2 separate regions of the Homo sapiens genome follow, and region 1 is linked to region 2. Evidence: chromatin loops called from intact Hi-C (ENCODE). Cell type or tissue: PC-3. All regions are shown on one strand. Links, peaks and the distances in the headings refer to the core of each region. The heading gives the core; the rest is flanking DNA.

Evidence for each region. Hi-C counts contacts between places; a loop is a spot of excess contacts. Peaks named below come from ENCODE experiments on the same cell type or tissue, not always from the same donor. Only the 100,000 strongest peaks of a DNase experiment are listed, where the experiment ranks them.
Region 1: it touches region 2 in a loop (2.2-fold over the local background); 1 of 110 quality-filtered maps calls a loop at or near these places.

The regions. Positions count from the first base shown.
Region 1 is chr14:36,675,571-36,692,031 of GRCh38, forward strand. It overlaps SLC25A21 (solute carrier family 25 member 21), which reads right to left. Exons shown (of 10, transcript NM_030631.4): 8 at 9,174-9,355; 9 at 8,258-8,310; 10 at 2,351-5,149. The coding sequence ends at 5,088. It overlaps PAX9 (paired box 9), which reads left to right. Exons shown (of 4, transcript NM_001372076.1): 4 at 628-3,792. The coding sequence ends at 882. Among named protein-coding and RNA genes, the nearest start is that of PAX9, 22 kb to the left of the region's middle. RefSeq lists an enhancer at 9,013-9,514. In PC-3, for the core only: no CTCF peak of the experiment used is centred there; a DNase peak (open chromatin) is centred at 7,681; H3K27ac peaks cover 1,535 bases.
Region 2 is chr14:36,741,501-36,757,961 of GRCh38, forward strand. All of the region lies in intron 3 of SLC25A21 (solute carrier family 25 member 21), which reads right to left. Among named protein-coding and RNA genes, the nearest start is that of PAX9, 88 kb to the left of the region's middle. In PC-3, for the core only: CTCF peaks have their summits at 6,251 (motif pointing left) and 6,271 (motif pointing left); no DNase peak of the experiment used is centred there.

The DNA.
Region 1 (16,461 bases), core at 5,574-9,573, 64 kb before region 2:
AAAGGCACTTGCAATATTCATTTAAAAATCCTTACAAGACAAAGTGCCTGATTTTTGTATGTCCTTTGTCCAACGGGCATTTTCAATATGATCTCTTAAAATATGGTCTATATTTTCTTTAACGAAGGTCGTGTTTGTTGTGCGTTTCTAACATGACAGGCTGCAGTCTGTGCCCTTCTTTACTGAAAATGAAAGTTATACCAACCAGGCCTGTCACAAGTGCCTCAACAAAAGAGCCAAACAAAACCCAAGTCCCAGGAAGGTTGACAAAGGCAATGAGGACAGCCGAACAGATTCTAAGAGTATTTAATTGCCATTAATTCTTTTCTCACCCTGCACCTCCTTCCTGTACTTCCAAGTGGCACAAGCAAATACTACGAATTTTCTGGTTGCAGCTTTCTCTAAATGTTTGTGGAAAGAATAATATCTTGTCATTATGTTTGTTTAAGTGGCAAGACTGTGAATGTCTTTAGAATATAATAAAGCTCAAATTTTTTTAAAAAGTTGGAGAGTAGAGTCAGAGCATTGCTGGCTTACTCAGACTTAAGTTCTGCTTCTTTCTAAGAACGTGTGAAATGTTCACTCCTATAATGTGATTATTTTTCACTTCTTTTCTACTCCTCTCAGGCACCAAATGGTCTCCCAGCTGTGGGCAGTTTTGTGTCAGCATCCAGCATGGCTCCTTACCCTACCCCAGCCCAAGTGTCGCCTTACATGACCTACAGTGCTGCTCCTTCTGGTTATGTTGCTGGACATGGGTGGCAACATGCTGGGGGCACCTCATTGTCTCCCCACAACTGTGACATTCCGGCATCGCTGGCGTTCAAGGGAATGCAGGCAGCCAGAGAAGGTAGTCATTCTGTCACGGCTTCCGCGCTCTGATGGGAAATTCCGTCTCCAGCAGCTTCACCCGGGTCTCCCTGTCTCAGCACCTCCTCCCCCAATTCCCAGGTCTCACATCCCACCCCTCCTGCCCTCCAACCCTTCTGCCTTGAAAGCTGGCTGTACGGACTCACATCCTTTGTGCTAATGACACTTACATATTTCTTGCCATAACTTTTCTCTTGCAGAAAAACTGACATGACTTTAGGATTTAAAAACAAGAGCAACAATAAGCATTGAATGAGACATTTGTGTTGCCCACATACTGTCTTAACATAACAAAGAAACCTACACCCCTCAAAGGGTTTAAGGAACTTTACAAACTAGTCTTTGGTAAAACCACATGTGTATATTTATTCTAAATCAACCTGAACTTTTGAAATGTGCAATTGTTGAGATTTTGCAAAATCAATAAAGGAAAATACTTATAGAAAAAATTATGCTACACCCTCTAATCAAATATGGTAACCAAGTAAGCTTTAATTCATCATTAGGAAACAAATCAATAAGTGACTTGTTTGAGTGATCCTTTGTTTAAGACATGACCTATTTTGTTGAAAAATATATGTAGAACCCAAGCAATATCTGAATCTAGCTCTCCCTGGTGTTTTGACTTGGTTCCAAATACAATAATGTTTATATTTTCTATTAGTTTGTAAATACGGACTCTGGATGGTGCATTTGTGTCTTCATTCCATAAGATATTCCCCTCCCCTCAGCCCCACCCCCTCTCTATTTTTTTCTTTCTTTTTTGCAAAGGTGACTTTCTGGCAACGTCTTTGTCTCTGTTTGGTGGTGGGCTGCTCGGGCTCCTGGACCTGGACTTGCCCCCAAATTTTGTGTATGCAGTGAAGGCTTCAACATCTCATGAAGGACACTTTATTTCTACAGCAGAGGACACGAAAAACAGATAAAACAAGCCAGTCTCCCATTTTGTACCTAATCAAACAACACACATGCTAAGCATATAAAGACAAGAGGGTGGAAAATATCTGAACAAGAAGGCTCTAAAGGAAGTCACTTAGAAACTTAAGTTTAATGTGAAATGTTTTGCAAAGATGCTTAAAATGAACTTTGTGTTAAGAAAACCACTGTGAAACTAAATTGTCCTATTATTGTTGGCTTACCTGTGTGTTCAGCAATCTCAGCCCCAAATAATGTTGTAATTTAAAGAAAATGGAAAATTCTGCTCTAATGAATGTAACAATGGCTTGCTGTGAAGTTTACATTGTTGTACAGAAGCATGTTTCGCATGTAGGTAAACTGGTGGTGGTACTAGAAATACAATGTTATTTAATTTTAACAAATTCCCTTTATTCATTTCTGAAATTACAGGACACAGTTTAACTCATAAACCTTTCTAGACCAATTTATTTTTCACTTTAATGTTAATAACAGTTGTGGAGTATATGTGTGTGTGAGCATGTGAGTATGTGTTGTATTTTAAAACAATTGATTTTCTGGGGCAAAATTCTACAGTTTTTAATCCCTTCTGTTTAGGAAGTTCTTCCTGTTTGGCAATATAGGCTTAAAAATATGTTTTTAGGACATTGGTACAATTCAGCTGTTGGAAAATTAATATATTGAGGGTTTTTTGGTACTAATTCTGTGCAATAACTAAAAGAGCACCTCACTGGATATGGATGTTGAAGATGGATTCCCTAGGTGATTTTAATTTCTTCCGGTCTGTGCTGTGCACAGTCTACATGGCAATGCGGTTCCACCACATCGGTTTCGTGGCTTCGTTTAAAACTCAGATGGCTAGATTAGTTAGGTTTTCAAATCACTAGGATGTAAACAGTAAGCAGATTTCTGACACACAAATTATGTTAGAGTGACTGCTTTTTTCAGACAGCAGATATCTTATAGAGAGCTTTGAACTGCATTTATTTCTAAAGCAACCGAAATTCAGTGCTACAAATAGAGGATTATAACTTCAGGAGAAGAATAAGCAGAAGGAGCAGATGAACTCTCAGGGCCATAGTCTTCCTTTGATCTTGTAAAACTTCCATTGACATCTGGAGTTCCCAGTCTGGTGAGAAAATAGACTATAAACTGAATGGAACAAAGATCCAATCCAATATTTTGGTGGAGACTTCTTTAAAACCATACCATACAGGGACTCTCCTGTCATCTGAAAAACTGATGTAAGGTACAGAACTATTCTTTATCAAATGTTTTTAGGTGGCTGTTAGGGGGCTTTAAAAAATATTACTTGCTTGTGTGGAAATGCAAATAATGTTATTTTCTTTATCTAAATTAAGAAATCTCTTGTTATTGTGCTATTTATAATTTTTTTCTGGTTCTTGTATTTTAAAAAATCTAATATTAATGGTATTGAAGTTTCCTTTTCTCCCTCTAGGTCTTAACAGTGAATTCACATGGAGTAATTTTTAAAAGATATCAGATACAATTTGCTATTCAAAGAAAATTATGATTTAAAGCCACTTTTTAAAATACGAGAAGGAAAATAGGATGGATTAAAGGGTTAACTTTTAAAGATTATTATTGGTTAATGTTGACATATTTCCTCTATCTCATAGATGGTAAAAGTGTTGCTTTTAAACTGGCAAATGCACTCTTCAGAAATCCTTTTCTATCTGATCCACATGGAGAGGTTAAAGGTTCAATTTCATGACCTCTATGCAGGCAGCGCTCTCATTGGATGTAAGAATATTACCTGCAAGGATAGAATGCAGTTGTGCAACAGAGACACATTCTTATTTCTTTTTTTTCACAATTTTGTTTTGTTTTTAATGACCCTTTTATTGAATATTGGACTGAAATATAAATTTTAAAAAACACGTTGGAAAGGATGTACAACAGAAGGCTATGTATGTATATACAGTATGTCAAAAGCCTTTTATTTTTATACTTCAAATGCTCTAAATTAATAAAAAGTAATAATTACCATGTTATCTTTTACTTTTTATTTTCAAAATGCTTTAGTGAAATAGCCCCGTAGTAGAAATAGCCCACGGTAGTAACTTAGGACAGGTGTCATATGGACTTTCAGTTATTCTTGTTGACTTTACTGAATCAGCATCATCTCTGGATGCAGATATAAAATCAAGTTTGGTTACATCAAGACCAAGGAGATATTTTTGTTGATACATGTTAGTATAGTAATCCTTAGAAATGCTAAGTGTATTTCTTTTTCAGAACATTTCCCCTTCATCATACATATTTTAATACTGCAGACAGCTGACTTCCCACCTGAAGTTGTCGTTTAAAACTAATAACCTGAAAATGCAGTTCTGTTCTATACATTCTTCCTAAAAATGGCACAGGTAGGCATGCTGAATAAAGGTATTTGGATGCAAATACTGATGGCTGACAAATGGGTCCAAAGGTGTTTCCAATTTGTGATTTAACATGACAATATCTCATCAACAAAACTTATCTTCAAAGAGAACTATGTGGAGGAAAGTAAATTTTATTTCATGTTTCCTACTTGTGTTAGAAGAGATTTGGAATACCTTGATTTAAACATGCTTAAACAACAGTGTTTTAACATTCTGTTTTAAACAATGTTTTAAAATACCTATTTATTATCTTACAGCAATATGAGATATAAAGTAGATGTAGGAAAATAGAGCTGATATGTGCATAGTTACTAAAAAAAACCAACAGATTTACATTTTAACATAGTATTCATAAAATTAAACATTCTTAAAAGGTCATTTTAGTGCACTTTAAAAAATTTTTCTTGTGCTCTTTAAATATTATTTATGGAATAATTTAATTCATTATAAAAACTGCTTAAATTTTGGCTTAACTTTTTTTTAATCCAGTCTTTGAATAATTTGATTTATTTTCAATAGTTTAAGCATTTCTAGACCTCTTAGGAAAAATGCTGATCAATACAATGAATTTTCATTGTGAAGCATTGAAGAGGAACACAGGAGACAAAGTTTCTATTTATTTTATGAAATAAATATATGATTTCTATGCTATTTTTCTATATTCACTTTAAATACCTCATTGTTTCATATTATTTTTTTCTTCTCACAGTTTTATTTATACAGCCAAAACTATAATCTCAAGTTGCCTATAGACATTTTTTAAAGTATTAAAATAGATTTTGTTCTTGAACAGTTTTCTCCTTCATAATTATACACCTGGCCGATCGATAGTCTCTCTTCTTCATGGTGCTGCATAGCAAATATCCATTATCTCAAGGGGGAAAAACACTTCATAGGCAATCACCAGTTCTCTTGAAGCCATGAATAGGTGTATTCATAAACCAGCAGCATCACTGCACCACCTAGAAAAGAAAAGAGCTGTTTTTTATTGCAAATCCTCTGGAATAGCACTGGCTTTCCCACTGGGTTTCTGAATCCATGATGTCTCGCACAGCCTGTCAGGCAGAGGCTGTTCGGAATCAACAGTTCTGGAGCTTCAATACCAAGATATAAACTACTGTGGAAAATTCTCAGGATAAAATCAAGACCATCTTGAGTCTCCAAATACATTTTTCCCCATGAGTTTTTGCAACTTTCATCATTTGTCATCAGATTCTTTTTCAAGCACTTTCAATTTTTAAAAGTAAATAAATATAGGCATATTTAGTCATGTAAGGGCATGTGGCTTTCCTGTGAACAGAAACCTTCAGATTCTTCATGTGTAGATAAAGGATTTATCTTTTTCAGTCCGTAATTAGCAGTCTTAATTGCATTCAAGAAGAAAATCTCTAAGATGGTGCTTGATGGATGAGTCTAGTTTTCTGTCATAGCTTTCAAACTGCATTGCTACGTGGAAATTAGATTCTGAATATTTAAAAAATCTGCATTGCAAAACCTAACAAAAGGAGGTTGAAAGCTAACCTTCATTCCTTTTATCTGCTTCAGTTGTATATGGATTTGAACTTGAAAATTTGGTAGTGGGGGTTGGATGGCATGAGACCACCATTTGTCTTGGAAGAAAAGAGCTACATAACTGGCTGTGAAGAGACATGCTCTGTATTATGTCAACAGGAATGTGATACAGAAAAGCAGGCACTGAGGCTGCTGAATACCTAGCCACTGGGAGAAGCATTTGTACATGGATCATTTTATGTTCTATTTGATGCAGTAAATAGCATGTGTCCTGTGCCCTTCAGGATAATCTCTTTTTATCCTTTTATGTCTAACTGTGTGAAAAACATCACAAAATCAAAATTTGGACAAATATCCTGAACACAACTTAGAGAAGACTTGGCTGCATGAAATAGAAGATTGACTTCTGATGGAAAGAAATAGAACTTGATTTGGGTCTTAGTTATTTTGAACACACTGCCATATACTTTTTTTTTTAATCTATAGGCTGCACATGTTTGTGTAACCATATACCAAAGATAATTATCTGCCTGTAATTTTCATTTTTAACCCATGAAGATACTCTATTAGTCCCTCTTAGCTTCTCTAGGCCTCTTGGAACTCTGGCAAACAAAAAGAGCTGCACTACAGAGGGTCATTAATGTGTAGGTAATCGCTGCATTTATTCTTACTAATCATTCACAATGTAAGACAAGAATATGCAGAGTTGGGTTAGTTTTTGGCCTAGTAACAGTTGAGGTTTAAATCACAGACTTCAAGATTCTTTCATGGAAGGTACCTGATTGTTAGCCACATTGAGCTGCTAAGGCTATTGTAAAAATGCTGGATGCTTCTCCAGAACAAAGAACAAAAATTCCAGGCTCACCTTTCTTTTCTTTTTTTTACTGTCTCTCTCTCATTCTTTTTTTTTTTCTCTCTCTCTCATTCTTTAAAGAAAAAAATTTCACCCTTCATTCAAAAGTCTTAATCTTTAACTCAGTGGTACCTTTCTTTCTAGGTTTCTTTGCTTTGAAGTCGCTGGGATGCACACATTTGGAATGAAGTGGAGGGCAGGTCTGTGAGTGGTTCCCAGATATTCACAGTTTGGCTTAGCCTGGACAGTCAGTTCACAAGAACCCTTTTCTTTGAGTCTAACACCACAGCAACTCAGGACCTCTCACGCAAAACATTTAAAAAGCCAGCCAAACATTTGCAAGCCTCTAACAAAACTTGGGGTCAGATTATTTAAGAGTTTTGGATGAAGGTTCCAGTCAATTACCATTTTAGCTAACCTCTCCCTTGTCATCACCCTTTTTAGGCCCATCCCTTTCTGAGAATGTTGGTTGAGGGCTGGTGCTGTGATTTCCTCTCATATTAGGTCTACTAGCAGGTTTTTACTCTGCGGTGAAGGAAAAACACCACATACTGGCAGAGATGCACAAAATTCCCCACGTTCTATTACTGCGTTAGCTTTTACACATGGGCCAATAACTAACGGAAGGTAGGTCTGAATCCCAAATATGAAACAAAATCCATGTGTAAAGGCCTATAAAGATTGGGATAGATGGGTTGGGAATTGTGGAAGTGTTTCCTAAATATATGAAAGTGTGAGCTGTTCACCAGCTTCAATTTACAGACTCTTGTTCTCTATCTTAGATTAATAGAAATGTTGGTTCATTGGGCTGAGATCTAAAGGTGAATGTGCATGTGTGTTTGTGTAGCAGGGTAGGAGGACAATAGTGTTAAAAGGGAGGAACTGCAAAGGGAGAGAGGGGAGGTGTAGGAGAAGGTTCTAGGAAATATTACCAGTATGTATAAGTAGGTGAGTGTAGCCTGATAAAAAAAATATATGTGTGGTCTAGAGTATACTTTTGTACTTATTCACAAGGTTGCTTATAATCTGAGACTATTTGCCCTGGCGGTTGAGTCTGCAGAAGTTATTTTCTTATCTATTTACATAGAGGCAGCCGATTCTCCCTGTGGGAATGGCAGCCGGTTTTTTTGTGGGTAGGCGTCCTGAAGTGAGGCCCTGAGCCAGAAGCCTCCAGCGTCATGCTGACAAAGCCCAGGAGAGGTAAGCAGCTAGTTACGGTGTCACCACTCCCCAGAGGTGACTGTAAAGATGAGTGGCTTTGCTGTTCATGGAGGCAAGCTGTCCTCCTTTTCTTTTTTTGAAATGAAGTTGAGGCAGGAGCAAGAATGAATTAGGAGCACGAGGAAACGTTTGACTGGGCTGGTCCCTCACTCAGTGAAAAGCCTCCCCTTCAGCCAGAAGCCACTGCACACACCTCGGCTCTCACTCAAACTCCAACTGCCTGTGGCTTCTTCCTATTGACTTAAGCTGGGTTTTGGCTTCTGTTAGCCTCCAGCAAGTTCATAAATAGTACTTAATAAACAAAGGTAGAACATTTCTAATGGATGTCTTCAGTATCTCAAATACTCATAGACAACTTTATATTCTCAAGGTTTCTGTCTTTTACAAAGTGGTAAATATTTTGTTGCTGATGGACACAAATATCAAAAAAAGAGACGCTAGAACAATAAAGAAGGAAGGATTAAATAATCAAAATTATCATTACCTGGTCCAAGTCTCATAATCTTGGGAAGCAGGCCTTTGTACAAAGCTAAAATCCTGTAATGGGAAGGGAAAGAGAAACGTTCTTATTCTGAAAATAAATGGAGTTGTACCTTAGCTTTATTGAGATAGGGACCCAGCATTTAAAAAAATAAATTATTTGGAATTACACACATCTCAAAGCAGACAGCATCTTAGTATTCTCTGCAGCAAACTGGATGCGGGGAAAGAGTTAATGAATTCTTTATTACCCAACTGTGCTGGTCCTGTCCAATCAGAAACATGACTTTCATCAGTGAGATGGTTTTTGCTTTCAAGACAGGTCTTACTTTCAAGACAGCTGTGTATATGGACAGAATGACTTTTGTAATTGAATTTAAAAGACCACAAACTCAGTCTTTACATTAGGAAATACGATGCAGTTTATATCAAAATAATAAAATATTACTTGTTTACTTGAGAAAAAGAGGGGCGAAGAAACAGAAAGTAAGATTTAAAAGAATCAGAAAAATGCACATACTTTAAATTTTTAAAAGTGTTTTTACAGAACTCTATAATTCTCCCAGAAGAATATAATTAGGTGGCAATTTAATGGGATTTACAGCCAGAAGACAATTATTCTTCTGCCTATATATTAGAAGGACATATACAATACTACATTATACAAACTGCCAAGTAGAAAGTTCACCTTGGCATTCTAAGGCAAACAGGCAGCATATTGTCACTTGATGGTGTAAGCACATGTTTACAACATCTTACTATTGTGTTGTCTTGGAAAGTTTGTCATATATATTCGCAGTTTCTTAGACACAAGCTCCACTTAGGAGGGCTTACTGGTTCTCATCTAAATGGAAGGACAATACGGTTCTAACAATACGTGAGCCTCATACATTTATTAAAATAAGAATGTGTTATGTTACCCTTCTTCCTGATAGACTGTTGCCATTGTTTTAAAACAGGTTCTGTACTTGATCTCTCCAGGAACTGGTTGAGGCCCTTGAATCCTACTTTTGGCAACATCAAAAGGGATGTTAATGACTGAGGCTATTGTCCCCGAGAGAAGACCAATCCCAAATTTTCTCCAAAACTCCAAGATTGGATCCTAAAAGAAAAGAAGAATAATATAACAGAAAGGGGAGCGGAAGCCCCTAAATCAGTTAAACACTATAAAGCAATATGTATTTAAGCAGAGCATTGCACTCCCGGCACCCTCCTGTTATTCCAGCGGAACACATTAGGATTTCCTAGGCTGGAACTTGTTTTCTTGACAATCCCATTGGCTATGTTTTTACACATGGTCTAAATTGCTGAAGTACACATTTCCTCACACAGGATTTATAAACACAGTTCATAAAGAAAGACTGGTATGGCATATGGGGATGATTTGTATAATTGGGCTTCACAATGTACTTAGTATTACTGTATCAAAACAGGAGAAATCCAAGCACACTATTAGCTAATTGGCCAGAATATTTTACAAATGACAGCAACTTCCACCATGAAGCCTACTAAAATGCTCATTTGTGTGTGGACCCCCAAATGTTAAATTAAATCAAGGCTACTCGCGGTCTGCTGCTATTGCCCGCCAGGTTTTTTGCATTTATTTTCACGTGTAGCTGATCCACTGTACTGAGAAGTGCTAGCTTCCTGTTATTAACAAACCAACTTGGGGCGGCTGCAAAACAGCCTGTGACATTCTGTGCATTATAAACAGTAGTAAGTCACTGGAGTAATTGGCTGAAGAATTTACAATCCATTGTTTTGGAATCTTGTTCTTCCTCCATGGCAAAGGAAGAAAAGGAGAAAGAGAGAGCGAGAGTGAGTAAAAGAGAAATATTTCTTCTTTCTGTTAGAATTTAGGCCCTTCACGTTGGTCTGATTTGATTTTCCACCCCTCCCTGCACTGCTTTCTGACATCAAAGTATTTAATTAGGTCTTATGTGGGAGTCACTTTCCTTTGGCCTATTTTTGTGCCCTGTGAGCTCACATTATGATTTGTTATAATGAATTTGCTGGGAAGTTCTCATTATGTTGCCAACCTCAGTTCTATGTTTTCAGTCTTCTGTTCTCTGAAGAGAGGTCATATCACATACTATAAGCTGCTGACTCCGACCCCCCACCCTATCTTTTCCCTGCCCTCTCTTTTGATCAATATTTTAGAGGGATCATCACAGAGGAACAATATAGGGCTGTGCCACAACACTATTTTATCCAGAGGGGAAGCATACCATGCTTCAGTTAAACAAGAAAATTCAGGTCTAAGCATTACATGCTTCCAGCCTCTATGAAAGAAGAAAACTTCTGAGGGCTCTGAAATTTTCAACTGAACCAAGAGCCAGTTACCATCACAGAAACTCCTATGTGGCTAAATATAAAAAGCAAGGGTTTGGTAATAATTCCTGGATCTGGGCCATACAGGTGCCGGGGAGGTTTAAAGGGATTTGAAAACCAACAGGGTGTTTCAACAGGAAAAACAATGCAGTGATTGCAGTATGAGTGAGGTGTGTTTAAATAATTCCCTCTCCCCCCATTTTTTCTCTTTTACAAGGAGAGAAAAATGCCTTTATGTTACTCCTCTCCATTATGGCACAGAAGCAGAACTGGAGCTCAGGAGGACAGTGAATTCTAGACCAGCTCTGGTTGTCTGACCTCTGATGAGTCACTGAATCACCCAGAGCCCAGTGTATCCAAGGGAAGTTTTTAACTCCTATCTTACCTCTAAATTGTATCATTTTTCTGAGAAATAAAAACAATAATATAAGTAAAAGTGTTATAAGTGTTGCACAAACCTGGCAGAAAATGAATAGTATTATTATGTAGCCTGTTTTCTAAAGATGCAAACATTCTGTGAAAAGATGCTTTCTTGAAATCCCCGTGACATTGCCAAGCTCTCTTTCTTTTTCAATTAAGGACAAGAATGGAAATGATGATTTGTATACACGTTGTCCTTCTGGGAAGTTTGGGAGACTGGCTGATGTGTTTGCTGAGGACCAGAGTTGGGGATGGAAGGTGAACAAAGAGACTCAATGATGGTCATTGTGCTTGAGACATGGCATTGGAAACCAAAAGGTTAGGTCTCCAGGCCATCGTATCATAGTGTTCACTAGCAGGAGTAAGTGTCCACCTTTGTTTGTATTTATTTATTTGAGATGGAGTCTCACTCTGTTGCCCAGGCTGGAATGCAGTGGCAGGATCTTGGCTCACAGCAACCTCCACCTCCTCGGTTCAGTGGATTTTCCTGCCTCAGCCTCCTGAGTAGCTGGGATTACAGGCATGTGCCACCATACCCAGCTAAATTTTTGTATTTTCAGTAGAGATGGGGTTTCACCACATTGGCCAGGCTGCTCTCGAACTCCTGACCTCAGGTGATTTGCCTGCCTTGGCCTCCCAAAGTGTTGGGATTACAGCCATGAGCCACCGTGCCCGGCCCACCTTTGTTTTCTATACATTTCCCAGCACAACAGTAAGATCCCACAGTGGTTCTCCAATCCAGCTGTGCTTCAGAATCATCTGGCAATTTTACAAAATACAGATGCCTGGGTCCCGCTGCAGACCCATCTCGGGGGTGAGAAGAAGGTGCCTGCAAGTTGTTTAAAAAGCTCTCCAGGGCTCCTGAGGCTGCCAGATAAGGACCCAAGTCTAGGAATCAGTGATTTTGATGTTCCACACTGGCAAAGCAGATGGTCAGTTGCTACCCCTGTGGGCATTCTAGGGAGGAAAAGAATTTGCTTGGGATGGCCATGAGGCTATCACTGACCACCAGCTTCTGGGCCAGTAGGCAGTTTCTTCCTTGACCACACAGCCTGCTTGAATCCAGCATCCCAGGCTGGGCCTGTGTGTGCGAGGACAACTGTCTCAGCTCGCCTCTGCTTTCTTTGTCACATGCCGCTAGCCATCCTCGCATGAATGCAGCATCTCAGATGCCTCTCCCGTTCATCCTCTCCTGGCCACTGCCACCTCTCTGGCTTTAGATCAAGTTCCTGTTACCTTTACCAAGTCTTGCTTCCTTCCTGCCTGCTAGGATCTATTCTTTGCAGTAATATCAGGGTTCTCTTTTTAGAAAAACAGATCTGCTTTTGGTATCTCCCTACTCAAAGACCCTCCATACTTCCTGGATGCGCAGAGAATAAAGACAAACTGCCTCACTTGGCCATTGATTTCTTTCCCACACCCACTATATGCTTCCAACTTATCTTTCTAGCTTCCACTTCTACACCCTACCCCGAATCCATACTATGGTCACACTGGTTAATTCATAATTACTCAAATATACCAAGCACTTTCCCAACTCCACGCTTTTCTTCAAACAATTCCTGCAGCCTAGAATGTCTTTCTCCATCATATTCACCTATAGCAATCTCACTGCCCTTTAAGGTCCTGCTTAAATCCCACTAACCCAAGAAAGTTTTACAGATCCCCTCTCAAAATTGATTTATCCTCCCCTCTACTCCCGAGATACTGTCTGAACAACAGTCCTCACCTTTGCTATGGCCCACTTAGTGTTCAGTATATTTTTGCGTGTATCTCTCTTCCCTGCAGGGCTCTGAGTCTGCACAGCATAGGAGCATGTGTTACTCCTCTTTGTGTCACCTGTTTTGCAGAGTACACTGTAGGTGCTAAATAAACCAAGATGCTCGGAGCTGAAGAAAGCAAGTTGAGTGGGGCTGTCCCCTCTACCCAGACCCCTGTTACCCCTGTGGATGCCTTTGCAAGCCCCTGGGCAGTACCCAGGCAGCATCAGGACGGCTGCCTGCCGCCTTCGGTCCTACCGCCCCACCTCCAGCAGCCCAGAACCCTACATTTCCAGCCTTTCTCTTGGCCTCCTCTCTTCCCACAAGCACCTCACTACAGGTTAAAACATGCCTTCCCCAGCTCACAGAAGAGGTAACAATTTTAATAAAAATAAACGTTGATTGAAGTACATATTTTGTGCCAGATACTGCTAAGTGCAAATGTCTAAGCAATACATCTGTTAATCTTCACAACTTTTGAGGTACGAACTATTATTATTATTCCTATTTTACAAATGAGTTAACTGAAAGGTTAAGTATAAGAAGGGATTTTTTGTTACATCCGAGTGAACCCAAGACTTTGCCTCAAGGCATAGTTTTTCTTCTTATACTCCTAAGAGTTAGTGGGTGGGTTGGTGAGGGAGGTGTCTAAGAACCTTCTGAAATTCGAAGCAATGCTTCTGTATTAGTCCGTTTTCACGCTGCTGATAAAGACATACCTGAGATTGGGCAATTTACAAAAGAAAGAGGTTTAACTGGACTTACAGTTCCACATGGTTGGGGAGGCCTCACAATCATGGCAGAAGGCAAGGAAGAGCAAGTCACATCTTACGTGGATGGCAGCAGGCCAAAAAAAGAGCTTGTGCAGAGAAACTCCCGTGTTTAAAACCATCAGCCTTCATGAAACCCATTCACTATCACGAGAACAGCATGGGAAAACCTGCCTCCATGATTCAACCATCTCCCACTGGGTCCCTCCTACAACATGTGGGAATTATGGGAACTTTAAGATGAGATTTGGGTGGGGACACAAAGCCAAACCATATCAGCTTCTGTGTCTGTGTAGATGAGCTTTCCTGGGGAGTGTGTCTGTTGATTTTATTAGGCTTGTAAAAGCTTGAAAACAATTTCACGAGACGATTTTCCCTACCAATATGTTTATGAAGTAAGGAAAGGGCAGTGCAGGGTTGAAAACAAAGAGGCTAAAAATAGGAAGCCCTAATTTCCACAGGGGTTCTCAGGCAATCCACCTAAGTGAAATGATTTCCACACACATTCCTGCTCTGGAGTCCAGTTACTCACATCTCAACCATATCCATGAACTCTGTGATTCTCAAAGTGTGTTCCCCACACCACCACCATCAGCACCATGTGAGAACTTATTAGAAATCAAAATTGAGGTTCCACCCCAGACCAGTGAATCTGGGAATGGAGCCCAGCTACAGCAATCTATTTGAACAAGTCCTCCAAGTTATTCTGATGGATGGTAAAGTCTGAGAACCACTGCTTAATTAAGTTGATCATTCACCCTCTTTGGATCCTTGGGCTGGATAATTGATGCTCTAAGATTCACCTTAATCATTGACCCTAAGGGGCTCTGGCTGTGTTGGGAAGCATTTTGAAGCTTTCCTTGGTGGAAACAGGGGTTGTTTCTTCAAGGCTACACAACTGAAGGCAATGATATTAACTCTGTTCAACCTATCCTATCCTTAGCTCAGTCCAAAGCCAGAATGGCTATCAGTGGGGTCACCTGATCTGAGTGATACCTATCTCATAGTTTGAGTGGGTCATTGTGTACTGGCTAGCAGCAAGTACAGCATTTCTGCTGATAACCATAATAATAAATAACAAGGAAATTAATAGCAAAAGTAAATAGCAACAAAAATTGCTATACATGTTATAATATTTGTATTTTTTCACACTGTTAAGAGTAATAATGCTATTATTAATAATATTTATTACCAGGCACAATGTCATGTGCAAAAAGTGTACACAAAATGTATATATGATATAACAAACCCTATGAGTTAGGCATATAACACCATTTTACAGGTAAGGACATGAGACTTAAAAAGTTAAGTCAGTTGTCCAAGATCACACTGCTTGTAAGAGGTGGAGCCTGGATTTAAGCCCAGCTCCTTCTGACTCCCAAGCCTATGTTTCTTAACCATTATGTCATATTGCTTCTTGTGACTGATTCATTCATTGTGAATCCAGCCAAAAAATATTTATTGGGTGTCTTTATATGTCCATTCCTACACTGGGTGCTAGAGTTGGATATGAAGGTAAATGGTCCAGAGAGGGGACTGGGAATGGGCATCTAAGCAGCTATTCTAGTTCAATGTGATTAGTACTGAAGTGGGGGTGTGAAAAAAATGGAGGGCAAACATACAGTATGGGGAGGAAATTGCTCCTGGGATTTCACTATCTGAGTCCTGCAAGATGATATCTAGCTTCTGCCTCTTAAAGCTTGGCCAGTCGTTGGCTGTTAAGGAAGTCAACAGAAGACATACTATTATAGTGAGTCACCATATTAGCTGAATGGCTAGCTCTCTGAATTGAGAATCACATGACCTGGAGTATCATTTTGCCTTTTTCCATTAATTTATTTTAAAAACTGGAGGAAGAAGATGAGAATGAGAAGACACTCACTCTGAGTCAGGTACTGGGTTAAGCCCTTTGTATATTTAAGCCCCACAACATCCCAGAGCAGACGAGGTACCTGAGCCATACAGAAATTTCCTACCTTACAAAGGGATATAATCTTGAATTAGTCAAAAGAGAGCTAAAGTTCTATTATTTAGAAGTGAAGAAGCCAAAGTATCGGTGACTCTGAGACTGCCACATGTCAACCAGTTTTAGAGACATGTGCACTTGCCTCTCAGGGCTGCACCCTCATTCAACATGCAAGGAGATCACCTCTTAGGCCAAGAGAAGACTTAAGTGACAGAAAATAAAAATCCCAGAATCACAAGACTAGGAGTGAATTCAGAATGCCACCTAGCCTAAGTCAAGTATTTTGAATGGGTCACATATAAATTATGTAAATGAATATTAATATTGATGAAAAATCTATTATGTTATTAAAAATTTCCAACTTAATTCCATAATTAGCTCCAACTGTCACCAATTAGGAACTGTTTCTTGTACTTAATTGATGTTCCTCACCAATAAGCCTAAACCATTTTACTTCAACACTTTGCTCAATTGCAAGGGCAAGCAACTGTTAACTACTCTTGATGTAATTCATTGGAATTTAAAAACTGTTATTGACTTTGAGAGGCCAAGGCGGGAGGATAGCTTGAAGCCAGGAGTTTGAGACCAGCCTTGGCAATATAGTGAGACTGTCTTTAGAAAAATTAAAAATAAAAATAAAAATAAAATCTGTTACTGCAATAGCCTTTTATTTCCAGTACACTTAAAAAAAGTTCTTTTTAAATATTTATTTATAAGTGGTATGTATTATTTCCTCATCTATGGATCTTTTCCTCTAAATATTTTCTGATTTTTCTTATAAATCATGTGATATAACTAAACTGGAGCTGAGTAGTCTGAAATATTAATGAATATTGCATGCATTGACTTTATTCTGTGATAATAATATGGAAAACAATTCATGCAGGTTTTAAAAATGGTTTAATTCCCTTGCAAACATTTTAAGGCTGAAATTAATATTTCCATTCACAAATGAGAAAAC
Region 2 (16,461 bases), core at 4,034-8,033:
AGCTGGGGCTTTCCCTGGTTGTCAGGGATGAAGTGTTTTGGGATCCAAACTGCTGATATTCATAATCAAAGTCCAGCAACCATCACACTGGGAAAGCCAGGATAGAGATGCACATTATCTGAGCCTGAAAATATCAATTACAGAAATGATCTCCAAGTTGAAAAGCCATTTTCCAAGCCACCTGTAACACACTCACACACAGCATGAGAAGGATGCTTTCACCTGGATCCCACTTCTTTGCCAAAAACCTGGCATTCAGTAAGCATCCAGAGCAGCAATAATACTCACCAGTGAAGCATGAAATAGGAGCGACAGGGAAAGTGACACCAGATCCCCAGTTGGGGAAATTGGAAAGCATTAACACGTCTGTATACCTAACAGAGTACAATTACTACATTTTATTTTGTTTCAACAGCCAGAACCCAAATGAACATCACCATTCAGCTCTGTTCTGGGCAATGATTCAAGCTCATCTTTGGTACAGTTGATTTTGAAGCCTTACAGTCAATCATATCTTTACAATTTGTTCTTCTTTCAGGCTTCAGGCATCCTCCTGATTTCCATTTCTTGTATGGAAGCCTTGAGTCATCTGTTCTGGCAACATGACCAACCCAAATCAGTCATTTTCTCCAAATTATACTGAAATACAGATCTTGCTAGTTTGTTGTTTTCTTCCTCTTTCTTTTTTCACAAAATTTTTCCTTTAAGGATCTCCTAATACAAAGCTGATTGAAGGCATACAATATCCTCTTTCTTCTTCTGCTGTCAGATCCAAGTTTTTTACCCACATGCTGTGGTTCTGTAATTAAAACAACGAAGTCCACGCTCAACCCTGGGTTATGAGTGCACGGCTTCCATTGTTTGATGGATCGTGTATCCCAGACCAGAATTCTGGTCCTGACACTACACACTACACACTACACCTTTAGGGCATTATTCTGACATCATTTGCACTCCACAAGTGTCAGCAGTTCACAGAATCCAAATGAAAGAGTGGGGTTTCATGGCTCTGTGATTTGAATTATGTAGAATCTATAATCTCAAGTTCACAAAATTGCATGCATCTTGGGGCCATTTTCATTGAGGCAAAAGAGGGAGGGAAAACCACATATCTTTTAGAGGGAGGAAAAACAGTTCAAAAGAGAGCAAGTGACACAGATTCTTCTTTTAAAAGCAGCAAATAAATTTCAAGGAAGTGCACATAAGCTTTAGCTAACATTCTAACATAAAACTAACAAAAGTTTTGCCTACCCAACTCATATCAGGTCTTCAGGCAATGACAATATAGTTTTCATTATTCATTACTGAGAATTAATTCAATTAAGTTTCTGCATATGGTCTTTGGATTGATTTGTTACCCCAAACCATACCACTTTCATTATACGCTGTATGGAGGAATTCTTTCAAGTTTTCCTGAACACACTTTTCAAACTGTATGTTTAGTATGATTTTACCACAACAATGAAATTTTTTTGGGTGCAACTGAAATAAACTACAACTTTGATTTTCTAAAATACAAAAATTTATTGTAGCTGTCAGTATCATTTAGGAGGTAAGTCCATGGCTCCATTCCCTGGAAAGTTGGCAGAGTGCTCAATGCACTAAACATGTTGCTCAGTTCAGCCCAAGAAAGGCCTTAGTGTGATATGAGAACCAGAACCCTGATGGAAAACACTAAGGAAAGAAAAAGTGAAAAAGATACTTGAGAAGCAACCAAAGAGGTGAATAGTATTGGTAAAATGTGGGTGTTCATTGCCCCATTAATCTGTAAGTGAAGAAACTTATTTATAACTGACTATATGGTAAGTGTATTAATTTTCAGTGACAGCAGATCACTTTGCTTATAAAGATGAACACTTTCCACTAGGAAATAATAATCATCAAAGGGCAGTTTTTCACTTAGGTGGGTGGCACTATGAGGAAAAGGACTCCAAGAAAAAAAAACAACTCTATTTCTTGGACTCGGACTGAAAACCAGGAAAGACAACCCAATCATGGAGCAAAAAAAGTCCTTCACCAGAATATACCTCAAAATAATAAAAGCCATCCATATATGACACACCCACAGCCAACAGCATACTGGATGGGGAAAAGCTGAAAGCATTTCCCCTAAGAACAAGACAAGGAACAAGACAAGGATGGAACAAGACAAGGATGCCCACTTTCACCAATCATATTCAACGTAGTACTGGAAGTCCTAGCTAGAGCAATCAGGCAAGAGAAAGAAATAAAAGGATCAAAATTGGAAAAGGAAGTCAAATGATCTCTCACTGATAAAGTGATTTTATACCTAGAAACCACAAAATACTCCTAGATTTGATACATGATTTCAGGAATCAAAATCAACATACCAAAATCAGTAGCATTTCTATATACCAATAATAATCAACCTGATAACCAAATCGAGAACTGAATCTCATTTAAAATAGCTACATAAAATACCTAGGAATATACTTAACCAAGGAGGTGAAAAATTCTACAAGGAGTATTTGTACTTTGACAAGGAGAATTGCAAAAGATTGAGAAAAGAATCATAGATGACACAAACAAGTGGGAAAAAATCCTATACTCATCTACTGGAAGAATCAATATTGCTAAAATGACCATACTGCCCAAAGTAATCTACAGATTCAATGCAATTTCTATCAAATTACCAATATCATTCCTCACATAATTAGAAAAACAATCTCCAAATTCATATGGAACCAAAAAAGAGCCTAAATAGCCAAAGCAATCCTAAGCAAAAAGAATAAATTTGGAGGTATCAAATCATCTGACTTCAGATTACACTAGAAGGCTATAATAACCAAAACAGCATGGCATTAGCACAAAAACAGACAGATAGATCAATGGAACAGAATAGAGAACTTAGAAATAAAGCCACATACCTACAACCAACTGATCTTTGACAAAGTTGACAAAAATATATATTGGGGAAAGGATACTCTATTCAATAAATAGTTCTGGGAAAATTGGAGAGCCATTTGCAGAAGGGTGAAACTGGACCCCTATCTCTCACCATATACAAAAATCAACTCAAAATGGATTACAGACTTAAATATAAGACTTGAAACTATAAAAATACTAGAAAAAGAAATATAGGAGAAATTCTTCTGAACATTGGCAGAAATGCAACAAAACCAAAAATAGACAAATGGGACTTAAACTAAAAATCTTTTGCACAGCAAAAGAAATAATCATCCAAGTAAACAGACAGTCTACAGAATGAGGGAAAATATTTGCAAACAATGCATATGATAAAGTGCTAATATCCAGAATCTACGAGGAGCTCAAACAGCTCAACAAGAAAAAAACATATAACCTCATTAAAAAGTGGGCAAAGTTCATGAACAGGCATTTTTCTTTTTTTTTATTATAGTTTAAGTTCTAGGGTACATGTACACAACGTGCAGGTTTATTACATAGGTATACATGTGCCATGTTGGTTTGCTGCACCCATTAACTCATCATTTACATTAGGTATTTCTCCTAATGCTATCCCTCCCCAGCCCCCCACCCTCCAACATGTTCCCCTCCCTGTGTCCATGTGTTCTCATTGTTCAACTCCCACTTATGGGTGAGAATATGCGCTGCCTTGTTTTCTGTCCCTGTGATATTTTGCTGAGAATGATAGTTTCCAGCTTCATCCATGTCCCTGAAAAGGACATGAACTCATCCTTTTTTATGGCTGCATAGTATTCCATGGTGTATATGTGCCACATTTTCTTTATCCAGTCTATTATTGACGGATATTTGGGTTGGTTCCAAGTCTTTGCTATTGTGAATAGTGCCACAATAAACATACGTGTGCATGTGTCTTTATAGTAGCATGATTTATAATCCTTTGGGTATATACCTAGGAATGGGATGGCTGGGTCAAATGGTATTTCTTATTCTAGATCCTTGAGGAATCGCCACACTGTCTTCCACAATGGTTGAACTAATTTACACTCCCACCAACAGTGTAAAAGCGTTCCTATTTCTCCACATCGTCTCCAGCCTCTGTTGTTTCTTAACTTTTTAATGATCACCATTCTAACTGGCATGAGATGGTATCTCATTGTGGTTTTGATTTGCATTTCTCTGATGACCAGTGATGATGAGCATTTTTTCATATGTCTGTTGGCTGCATAAATGTCTTCTTTTGAGAAGTATCTGTTCATATCCTTTGCCTACTTTTTGATGGGGTTGTTTATTTTTTTCTTGTAAACTTGTTTAAGTTCTTTGTAGATTCTGGATATTAGCCCTTTGTCAGATGGATAGATTGCAAAAATTGTCTCCCATTCTGTAAGTTGCACGAATAGGCATTTTTCAAAAGAAGACATACACGTGGCCATCAAACATATGAAAACATGCTCAACATCACTAATCATCAGAAAAATGCAAATTAAAACCATGATGAGATATCATCACCTTACACTAGTTAGAATGCCTATTAAAAAGTCAAAAAACAACAGATGTTGATGGAGATGCAGAAAAAAGAGAACGCTTCTACACTGCTGGTGGAAATGTAAAATATTACAACCTCTATGGAAAACAGGATGGAGATTTCACAGAACTAAAAATAGAACTATCATTCAATCCATCAATCCCACTACTGGGTATCTACCCAAAGGAAAAAAAAGCATCATATCAAAAAGATACCTGCACTCATCTGTTTATTGCAACACTATTCCCAATAGCAAAGTCATGGAATCAATCTAAGTGTCCGTCAACAGATGACTGGATAAAATAATGTGGTATGCCATGGAATACTACTCAGCTATAACAAAGAATGAAATCATGTCTTTGAAACAACATGGATGGAACTGGATGCCACTATCCTAAAGTGGGATGACTTAGAAACAGAAAGTCAAAAAACTTCGTGTTCTCCTTTATAAGTGGAAGCTAAACAATGGGTACACATGGACATACAGAGTGTAGAATAACAGATTTTGGAGACTCCAAAACTGGGAGGATGGGAGAGGGGTGAGGAAAACAATACCACCTACTGGGTATAATGTACATTTATTTGGGCGATGGGTACTAAAAGCCTGGACTTTACTAGTATGCAATATATCCATGTAACCCAGTTGTGCTAGTATCCCTAAATCTATTTTTTATTAAGTCCTTCACCAGACAGCTCATTGATAAATAAGCCTTGCTGAGGAAATTCCTTGCTCCATTCTGATCACTCTCATCTTCTCACCAGCTCCCCTTTTCTTATCTCCTGTTTCTAGTTTCTGTCCCTCCCATTCATAAAGTAACTATCATTCACATTTTAACTCACTCTTTCATTAATATACTCTGTGCCAAGCACTAGGATAAACACCTTTTTCTAGGATCCTATTGTCCAAAATCAACTAAGACCTTAATTTTCTCCAAGGACCTTTCTCTGACATGGTAGACAAAATGTTGATATTGTACCTGCCTGCATTATTTAACCAAGATGTTGCCTTTCATATTACCTTATAGGTCTGACACATAGTAACACCCAGATAACATTATATTAAATGCATATATGCACACACACACTCTTATACATATACATCTATATGTATACATCAACAAATATATATAAATTCATATACCCAGACATGACTCAGTATCCATATTAACAGTTGGAATGACTTGCATATTTTTCACTGAATTGAATATGTATTAGTCACATGATTACCATATTTAATCCAGGTTATAAACTGCTTAATGGTTATTCCTGTTTTTAATCACCACTCTCTGGCAGTTAGTATTAATTTGATGTTATTTGTCAGTAAAGGCAATATGAGTGTGGGCTCTGGAGCCACACTCTTTGGCCTTAAATTTTGGCTCAACCACATGTTAGCTGTTTACCCAGCATGGAAAACTCTTGTACAAAAAGTGAGCAAATTAATTCCACTGCATTACTAGTGGAAGAAAGATGGAGTCTATGCCAGTTCTCTGTACTAGTGTTTATGGAAATGAATTAGTACATTGTTGTTAGTTGCCTGATTTAACAGCTTGACCTAGCTACAGGGCTAACATGACGGCAGCTGGGGCAGAAAGCCTCAGAATTCAGAGATGTCCTCCACAAAAGGAACCTTAACTAAGTGTGTGACCCAGTGCCTCAGGAATTCACACCCTGTTGTGGAATTCTGCTGCAACCAATTCATACACGTTTGAAGCCAAAGATGCCATGCACTAAGTGCACCAAGCAGACTGTTCCCCAAGTATAATTCACATTTGGAAGTGCATTAATCATGGCCATTGGTTATTATAGTACATTCCAAAATTAATTTCTGGAGGTGCCCCCTAGTGGTATTGGAGTTAAAAGCAGCTCTTCCATTGTCCCACCCCTGCCAAATACCCAAGCTTTGGACCCGCGCATTTTGAAGGTTACAATTTACAGTCTGATTTAGTGGACTTTCAATTCACTAAATTAGTCTCCAAAGGAAAAGTGTGGTGACCGTTTGTATTTCTACAGGAATTGAGACTATTGAGGGAGGGATATGTTAGAAACAAAAATAGCAATTGTGCACAATGCTTTACAATTATTATCCCATTCAATTTTTTACATGACATAGATACTATTCTCTCAGCGAAGTTAAGCAACTTTCCTAGTAGTGAAACAGCTAGTAAGTGATGGAGTTAGGACAATAACAAAGGTCTATTTGACTCCAAAACCTCAGCTCTTGAACACCGTATGACTTCCACGTTCTCAAGGAGTCACTATCAAGTCCACTGGGGAATTTCATTCTACCTCCTGGCTCTAACGCTTCTTCCCTGACTATGCCTCTAATGTTGGCTGAAGGCCTCCACCTCGGGCTCTGTTTGGTTTCTGCACGGAGCTAAAATGCTGGCTTTTGAGGAACGGCTGAGCCAAGGTTTGTCATCTCTTTTGTCATTCAGTCCTCTGCATCAGTTTTTTTAAAAAGTGCCCAAGTCCTTATTTAACTGACTAAAACACAAGTTAAATAAACAGTCACTGAGCTTTCTGGATTTACTGAGTCAACGTCTACATGTACTTTATAGACTTCTGCATATGCACAGTTTTCCAGATCATTTTGAAAAATTAGTTCCTTCATACCACATTATTATCAATGAATAAATAAGGGTTAGCTATTTCCCTACCAAACTCCTTCAGTCAATATCCTATGAGTTGGATAAACTAAGTAGGATTCAAAACACTTGAAAAACAATGCAGAAGACAACCCTAGGGCTTAGTTTGTGGACTTTGTCTGTTTCCCTGGTGATTTCATCGGGTCCTATGACTTTAGTTATCCACCATATGCTGATAACTGTCATACATCTCCAGTTCCTCCAGTCACCTACTAACCATCTCCACGTGGATGTCTAACAGGCATCTTGTAATTAGCATGTTCAAAATGAACTCCAGATTCTCCCTCCACAGACTTGCTCCACCCACAATATTCTCCAGATCAGTGTTAAATCAAGTTTAGCCTAAGCCTGCCTTTTTACATATTTAAAGTTCAGCCTAAGGTTTCTCTGTCTATCATGAATTATTACCTAAAGGGAAGTGTAAACAGACTGCAGCCTACTCTTCTGCCAATCACCGAATTTTGGCCAATCCAATGTGGCCAACTGTTCAAACTGTGTTCAAATAAGGCAGATGCCAAACTATAACCAATCTGGCTGTTTTCTGTACCTGTCTTATGTTTTCTGTATGTCACTTTCCTTTTTCTGTCCATAAATCCTCTACTATGTGGCTGTGCTGGAGTCTCTGAGCCTACCCTGGCTCAGGAGGCTGCCTGATTCGCGAATCGTTCTTTGCTCAATTAAATTCTTCTAAATTTAATTTGGCTAAAGTATTTTATTTTTATCATCAGTGAATAGCAACTCCATCTTTCCAGTTACTCAGGCCAGAATCTTTGAAATCATGCTTGAGTTCTTTCTCTACTTCATGTCTACTATCCTGGTGTAAGCCCTGATCATATCTTACTCTAAACATTGCAATAGTCTCCCAACTGGTTTGCCTACAGTCTCTTCTCCAAGCAGTACCAGAATGCTCCTATTAAAATAAAAAATGGCTCATGTCACTCTTCTGTGCCTAATTTCTCAATGCCTTCCTATCTCCCTCAGAGCAAAACCAAAGTCTCCTCAAAGAGCAGGCACACTGCTCCCCTCCTGCTGCATTCTACCTTCCCATTAATCACCTCGTGCTCTGGTCTGGGATCCCTCTCCAACCCCACTGGCCTTCGTCGTGTTCCCTGGCCCAGGTACACCATCACTCCAGCGCCTTTACACATGCTGCGCCTTGCCTGGGATCCTCACCTCACAAAGCCGCAGGGCTCACTGTTCACCTCCTTCACATCTTTGCACAAACATTAACTTCCATTACCTCCCCTTTATTCTATTTAATGTTGCAGCACCCCCATCTGAGTCCTTTCTATTCCTTCTGTCTGCTTTATTTTTCTTCATAGAATGGATCCCTTGGAACATGCTTTATGATTTACTTGCTTATTTTATTTTATTTACTCTCTGTTGTTCCCACTAAGATGTCAGCTCCATGAGGGTATGGCAGGGATTTCTGTCTGTTTTATTTACTGATGTCTCCCCAGGACCAAATATAGGACCTGACATATAAGAGACACTCAGTAAATATTTGTTGACTGGAAGGATAAATGAGTTATATTCCCACTGACGCAGAATGTTGGTGTTGTGAACAGAAAATCGTATCTGGCATTTTGAACTATTCTAAGATCAATCTCTTTCACATTCCTACCAAATGTCCATTTTTTTTCTGGTTTCTTACCAAAATGGCTAACCATGGGGAAAGTTTTGGGCATTTGATCTAGTGAACAAATGTAGACTTCAATAAATGGCCACTGAGGAAGCCAAGACTTCCTAGGAGTTCTTATCCCCCATCAACTACCAAGCTATGGTAATGAAGGCATTTTTACTCACCCAATCCACGTCATCCCTTCTCCATGGAGGCAGAACCTAATCCTAATGTTCACACCTTTGAGACCATGTGCTCAGGAAATCACCAGGCCTGGTATGACTGGTTTAGTCACCTGGTCTTATTCTCCTGGTTGTATGAGACATTGTATGAGACATGAGCAGATGACTTAATTTTAGTCTAATTTGATGGAGCTTTTGAGATGTTTATTTCCCTCCTGAAAACATGAATTCTTGGGCCTTATTTCCAGAGATTCTGATTTGGTAGGTCTGAGGGGAAGTTTGAAAATTTGTATTTTTAACACCACCCCTAACTTCACATTGAAAAATTAAAAATATTAAAAAAACCAAAACTACTCTATCACGCTAATGAAGTAGGGCTGCTCTTACCCAGATGACTATCTGTTAGGAAGCAGACCAAAGGATTCAGTACCTTTGCCAGGCAGTTCCCCAGGAATTTCATGAGATCATCCCTCACTTTCTAATTGAGGGTCTTCACTGTTTTTGAGCCAAAGACTGCTGATTGTGGGAGTGCTTCATGCCTCTGCTCTGGCCATCTCTGGCCTCTGAGACCAGGAAGCTACAAATATTCCCACTGGCCATGATCACTGACTACTAGTTCATACCCCCGAAGATGGGCGGGCTAGAGGGGCTTTGTTCCTCTGAGGGCTATGTCTTGGTTTCCTCTACTGTTTATTTAGGAACAACACTAAGATATGCCAAAACCAGATTATTGTCTTGCCTACATCTTCTCAAAAGAGATTAATATTTCATTACACCTCTGTCTATCAAGACTAGTAGAAATCTGGGTTGGGATAAAGCATGTTTTCACTGTTTAAATGCTAGAACAACATTTAAATGAGGATACTTCTCTCTCATTCTGCTAAGACTCATGCACTTTGCAGAACAGGTACAACAGGAAGTAGCCCCTGCTGTAAAGTAAGCAGGACCACACCTAAGGCTGTTTGAGCTGAAGAATGTAGGAAAATGCTTTCCTTATGCTTTATGCAATGAACCAACAAAGAAGTCAGGCTTCTCTGGTGTTCTGCAGGTGATTGATTTTTAGAGAAGCAACACTGCATGGGGAGTCTGGCTCCAGATTTAGCTTCTAAATTGATTACTAACTTGAAGAAAAAGGACCTGAGAATTACGTACTAATCTTGGTGTTTACATTTCCCACCAAAGCCACTAACTGTCTGGGGCTCTTTTTCCCCAAGGACTTCCACAATCCTCAGATATAATCTATACTTTTCATTACTGTTTTCAGGACCATTCACTTATTTATCAGCAAGTATTTCATGGGCCTGGTACTAGTTATCAATCGTACTTCTAATTTCATCATTGAAATAGTAAACATACTTCAATTTTGTCAATTATCAAGTCCAGAAGCTAGGGGGATCCAGCCACAATGTTTTATCAATGTGGATAGTTTGTCCATGAGGCAGAAGTATATTTTTCTCTCAATTTTCAAGCAACACTGATTGATGGAAAGGTGATCTTTACTTACTGCCTCAGGCAAATAATTGAGCACCTAAAGATTTGGAGTCTATATTTGGAATGTGAATTTTTCTCTCCAGTAAATTCATTCATGCATTCATCTGACAAATAATTGAGTATCTGATATGTGCCAGGCATGCATCTCTGGGCTAGGGATAGAGCAGTGAACAAGTCAGACACACTTCTCATGTACAAAGAGTCTACGTCCTGCTGGGGAGCCAGGCGAAGAACAGGCAGAAAACACATGAATGAAATAATGCCAGGTCAACATTGCTCATCATGAGGGAAATGCAAATCAAAACCACAATGAGATGCCATTTTACCACTATTAGGACAGTTATTACAAAACAAAAATAAAGAAATCCTAGAAAATAACAAGTGTTGGAAAAGATGTGAAGAAATTGGAACCCTTACGCATTGCTTTTGGGAATGTAAAGTGGTGCAGCTGCCATGGAAAACAGCGTGGAGGATCTTCAAGAAATCAAACATAGATTTACCATATGATCCAGCAATTCTACTTCTGGGTATATACCCACAAGAAGTGAAAGCAGAGACTTGAACAAATATTTGTACACCCATGCTCATAACAGCATTATTCACAATAGCCAAAAGGTGAAAACAACCCAAATATCCATTGATGTCTGAATAAAGAAAATGTGGCATATATAAACAATGGGGATATTATACAGCCTTAAAAGAGGTTCTGACACATGCTATAACATGAGTACACCATGCTACATGGAATAAGCCAGACACAAAAAGACAAGTACTGTATTGACATGGTTTGGCTGTGTCCCCACCCAAATCTCATCTTGAATTGTAGCTCCCATAATCCCCACATGTTGTGGGAGGGGCCTGGTGGGAAGTAACTGAATCATGGGAGCAGTTACCCTCATGCTGTTCTTGTGATAGTGAGGGAGTTCTCAAGAGATCTGATGGTTTTATAAGGGGCTTTCCCCGCCTTTGCTTGCACTTCTCCTTCCTGCCACCATGTGAAGAAGGACGTGTTTGCTTCCCTTTCTACCACGATTGTAAGTTTCCTGAGGCCTCCCAGACATACTGACTATAAGTCAATATATAACCCAGTCTTGGGTATGTCTTTAGCAATGTGAGAACGAACTAATAAATGTATGATGCCATTTCTATGAGGTACCTAGAATAGTCAAACTCACTGAGACAGAAAGTAGAATGGTGGTTGCCAGTGGCCAGGGGAGAGAGGTTTAATGGGTTCAGAGTTTCAGTTTGGGAAGATGAAAAGTTCTGGAGGTGAATGACGGTGATGGTTGCACAACAGTGTGAATTATTGAATGCCACTGAAGTGTATACTTAAAATAGCTAAAATGGCAAATTTTATGTTATGTGTATTATGACATAATAAAAAATAACAGAAAGTGAAAAGATATAAAAACAATAAAACAGGAGAGTAACTGGTTGCTCTCGGAATGGAAGGAAGCTACTAATTCCAATTAGGTTTCCAGGAAAGGACCCACTGAGAAGATACTGGCTGAGCTAGGAAGCCTTGTGTTTAGAAGAGGTATAATCTATCAAAAGGAGAGAGAAAATTTAAAAATGGAGAGTTTGGGGAACATATCACTACATCTTAAGAATCTCAGCCATCACTTTATAAGCTTTAGCTTTCCTTTTCATGTAAAGGGCATAGAGAAGCCATGATTTCAAAGGCAGTTTCTTGGGATGTTCTAAAATTTAATTGAAAAAATATTTCATGTTCTCTAGATTCATTCCTCTCCCTAAAGGGAAGTTAATGCTTAGTAGTTGCATACTGTAAAGACATTGATGATTTAAAACTAAATCATTTGACAAAATCCACCAGAAGCAAAGCCAATATTTATAGAATTTCAGAACCATAGCACTTCTGAACTAGAAAGGGCCCGTCACAGCTCTTTAGTCCTCTCCTCTGAAGCTTGATTTCTCTCTATAGTGTATCCACCAAGTTGTTACCTGGCTTCTGATGAGGCACCTCTAGATGGCAGGATCTCAGAACATTCAGGGTTTCCATACAATCTTGAGATGGCTCTCTCACTGGGGACAGAGAGAGAGAGAGAGAGAGAGAGAGAGAGAGAGAGAGAGAAAGAGAGAGAAAAAGCGAGCAGATCAAAGAGAGATCAAAGTGATCCTGCTTTGATCCCAGATCCATTTTTTGGAAACTTTTACCTGATTCTATTCACCAGGCTAATTTTATGTATCAACTTGACTAGGCTACAGGGTGCCCAGATATTTGGTCAAACGTTATTCTGAGTGTTTCTGTGAGGATGTTTTTGGGTGAGAGTAACATTTAAGTCAGGAGATGGAATAAAGCAGATAGCCCTTCATAATGTGGGTGGGTCTCATCCAATCAGTTGAAGGCCTGAGTAGAACAAAAGGCTGACCTTTCCTGGAGAAAGAGAAACTTCTCCAGCCTGAGCTCAGCCTTTAAACTGGGATATCAGTTCTTCTAGTTCTATAGCAGCTTATAGCCTTCAGACTGCAAACCTACCACTCTTCTACTTCCTTAAGGCTATATATGATAGAAAAAATAAGGTGGGTGGGTGAGGATAAATATCTTCCAAGTACATTAAAGGGGAAAAGGGAAGGGAAATAAGATTCGATGAGAGTTGCTTAACACACAATTTGATTTCATCTTTATTTACAGATGTGGAAACAAAGATTCTTGGAACCTAAGTAGCTTATCTACATAGTTAAGAAGTAATTGATATGGGACGGAAGCCCAGATCTCTCTGATCCTGAAGCCTGTGGTCTGTCCCCTGTGCCATATCACACAGCATACACACTGTGGGCACTTGAAAGAATTTCCAGAATGATATAAATTGATGGCACGAACATACAAAAGACAGTGCCCAAAAGAGAAAAAAAAAGAGATAAAAGTATAATACAAGGAAAAGTTAAATTTAATAGGAAATATGTTATTAATTTATCTACTTGTACTTTGTCTTCCTACAGAATTCAGTAATTTTCATAGTAATGCATTTTCACTGCCAGTAGCAAAATCGGTGGCAAAGGAAGAATAATTGTTTTCAGGAGAGCTAAGGGATGAGAAAAATTGAATTTAGAAAACTCAATACACAGTTAATAATCATCTTTAAAGTCTGAATTATGATGAAAACTGTAAATGCTCAGAAAATAGTAGAGGAAAATAAAAATTTAAAATTAAAATCACACAAACAATCTACAATTCTAAAATAAAGAGGAAAAGAAAATGAAACAAAGAATTCCACTTAGTTTGGACCCTTGAAAAACCATAGTCTAAAACCACACTCCCATTTATATTAAATAATAATGAATGAGGACAAATCTGGTATCCAACAACATTTTAGAAAAGTCTGACTCCAGTTTTTATCCAGCTATAGGGATGGAGGTTCCCTATTCACTGAAGAAGCAACAGTGTGATATCAGGGAAGAATTCAGTTATCACTCACCATGTAAAACCACCACTGTATTCAGAAAGTGGGCATTTTGCACATATAACATTTCCATGAACCATACATGTATGCACACAAGCACTCATGTGTGCACACACATATACACACTCACAGGCAAGGTGATTTTTTTCCTTCATCCCTGTCAGTGCCCTGTGGTGGCGGTCATTGATCTCTATGTGACCCAAACTCCCATGGGGCATGGCAATGCATCTGTGCTATGGCGACAAAGTTCAACAGCTCACACACTTGGATGCTATGGTAATATCAAATTGCTTTAACATTTCTAAACACTCTCAATTTCTGTGCTTATTGTGAACCACACTTTGACCACTCATTTTCTTCTGGAAATTAAAAAAAATCTATATATATCAAATATATGAACACATAGATCGTTTTTATCAACATAAGAGGAATCAAAAACAGATTAGTCCATTACTTGCCTTTTGTACTTAATTGATATCTTTCTTACTGGCCACCAGCTCCACAGCATGTTCCTGGTGAAGGCCTCAGAGCTCCACCCCTCCCTCTGGAGGCCAAGTGGGTCCATGTAACAGGCCTGGCATCTGTACCAGGATGGCAAATGAGAGGCTGGGACTCAGCACATAAAGTGGATTTTCTGCATGGCTGAGCCAAGTGCTTCCAACCATCCAGCCACATGTTTCTCTATATGGTCCTGGCAGCTATGGCTTAGGATAGAGCCAGAATTTGGCTTGATTTCTACACTGAAAAGCTTGATAGAATGCTGGGGTGGTGCCATCCCATAATAAAAGAGGTGGTTCCCTCAGACTGGCACACCATTCTCATTTGCCTTGGGAGTCCCTCCAAAAGGAAAGGGGGCTTAAGTAAAAGTGGGTGTGTCCATGTGATCCCTGCCAGGGCCTGGGTGGAGAAGGGAAGCGGGGGCAGCTGAGGGAAGGTGGATGAAGAAGAAAAGTTCTGAGCGATTGGAAGCTGGTGCCAGTTGGAGCTGGAAGACGATGTTCGGCCGCCTCCTTCTGCACATGTGTGGCCACCAGGGGATTGCCTGGCTATGTACGCGGCTTCACATCTGTCAGCTAAATCAAAGATGCATAATTGAAGATGCAAAGCGAGAAGCATGACGTGGTTCACGAGGCTCCCCAGAGGTTTTGGATCTGTAATCCAGTGAGGAGATTTTAATGAGATTTGAGTCAAGTGTTCTCATCTGTGGGAGAGGGTCTCACTCCAGCTGTGCTCAAGGATGCGGAAAACACTTTTTTGAAAAATTCGGGCGGTCTTTCTTGATTGGTCACTGCCTACCCATTTCCCTTGGCACCCTTGGGCCTTCCTCCCAAAGAAATGCTTCTTTTTGAAGCTTGGGCAATTTCTGAGCATGAGGAAGGCTCAAGAGATGCTATGATTGAGGTGTTAGGACAAATGAGTCAAATAAAACCATTAACCTGGTACAGTTCCTTAGAACCAAATTTAAACATTTCCAAATGTTTCATCATAAAAGCAATACATATTCAAGATAAATATTCAAACAATACATAAGGATGGAAAGTGTGAAATAAAAGTGTAAATGGGACTTTTTGCTCACATTCTGAGAACACTATTTCCCAAACATTCTCTGCTGTAGAAATAATACTTTCTTGATTCCAATTCTCATAGACCAATACTTTTGTAAAATACATTAAAATTACTGAGTTGGGCGTGGTGGCTCATGCCTGTAATCCTGGCACTTTGGAAGGCTGAGGTGGGCAGATCACTTGAGCCCAAGGGTTCAAGACCAGCCTGGGCAATATGGCAAAACCCCATCTTTACAAAAAAAAAAAAAAAAAATGACCCAGGTGTGGTGGCATGTGCCTGTAGTCCCAGTTACTCCAGAGGCTGAGGTGGGAGAATTGTTTGAGCCTGGGAGGCAGAGATTGCAGGGAGCCAATATTGCACCACTGCTCTCCAGCCTGGGTGACAGAGTGAGATCCTGTCTCAAATAAAAATAATAATAATTACTGAAATAATTACAAAAAAGTACCCAAATACATATAAAGTACAAACTCACTAGAAACAATACAAAGTTCAACAGCTCACACACTTGGATGCTATGGTAATATCAAATTGCTTTAACATTTCTAAACACTCTCAATTTCTGTGCTTATTGTGAACCACACTTTGACCACTCATTTTCTTCTGGAAATTAAAAAAAATCTATATATCAAATATATGAACACATAGATCGATTTATCAACATAAGAGGAATCATACTAAACAGATTAGTCCATTACTTGCCTTTTGTACTTAATTGATATCTTTCTTACTGGCCCTTAAAGATCTATCTCATTCCTTTTCATAGCTGTCTTGTATTTCATTGTATGAAGGTGCTACAATTTTTTAAAACTAGTCTCAATACTTATGGACATGCAGGTGGTTTCTACATTCTGCTTATATTGAAAATGTAAAGGCATAACCTCCAGAAATGGACTGGTGTTCATTCTGTTTACCTTTTGATGCCAAAGTCACCACTAGCACTTGCTAGAATTTCTTCCTTGTGAACAAAAGCAAAATGTTTTGCAGCCCAAAGTTTCCTCTCCTTCAAACCAGCTTATTGAGCACTCTGAGTCACACCAGTGCTAAAATGACCAGAACAAGCATTTGTCACCATGCATAGCATAAGGCACACCCTCCTCCAGAGGTG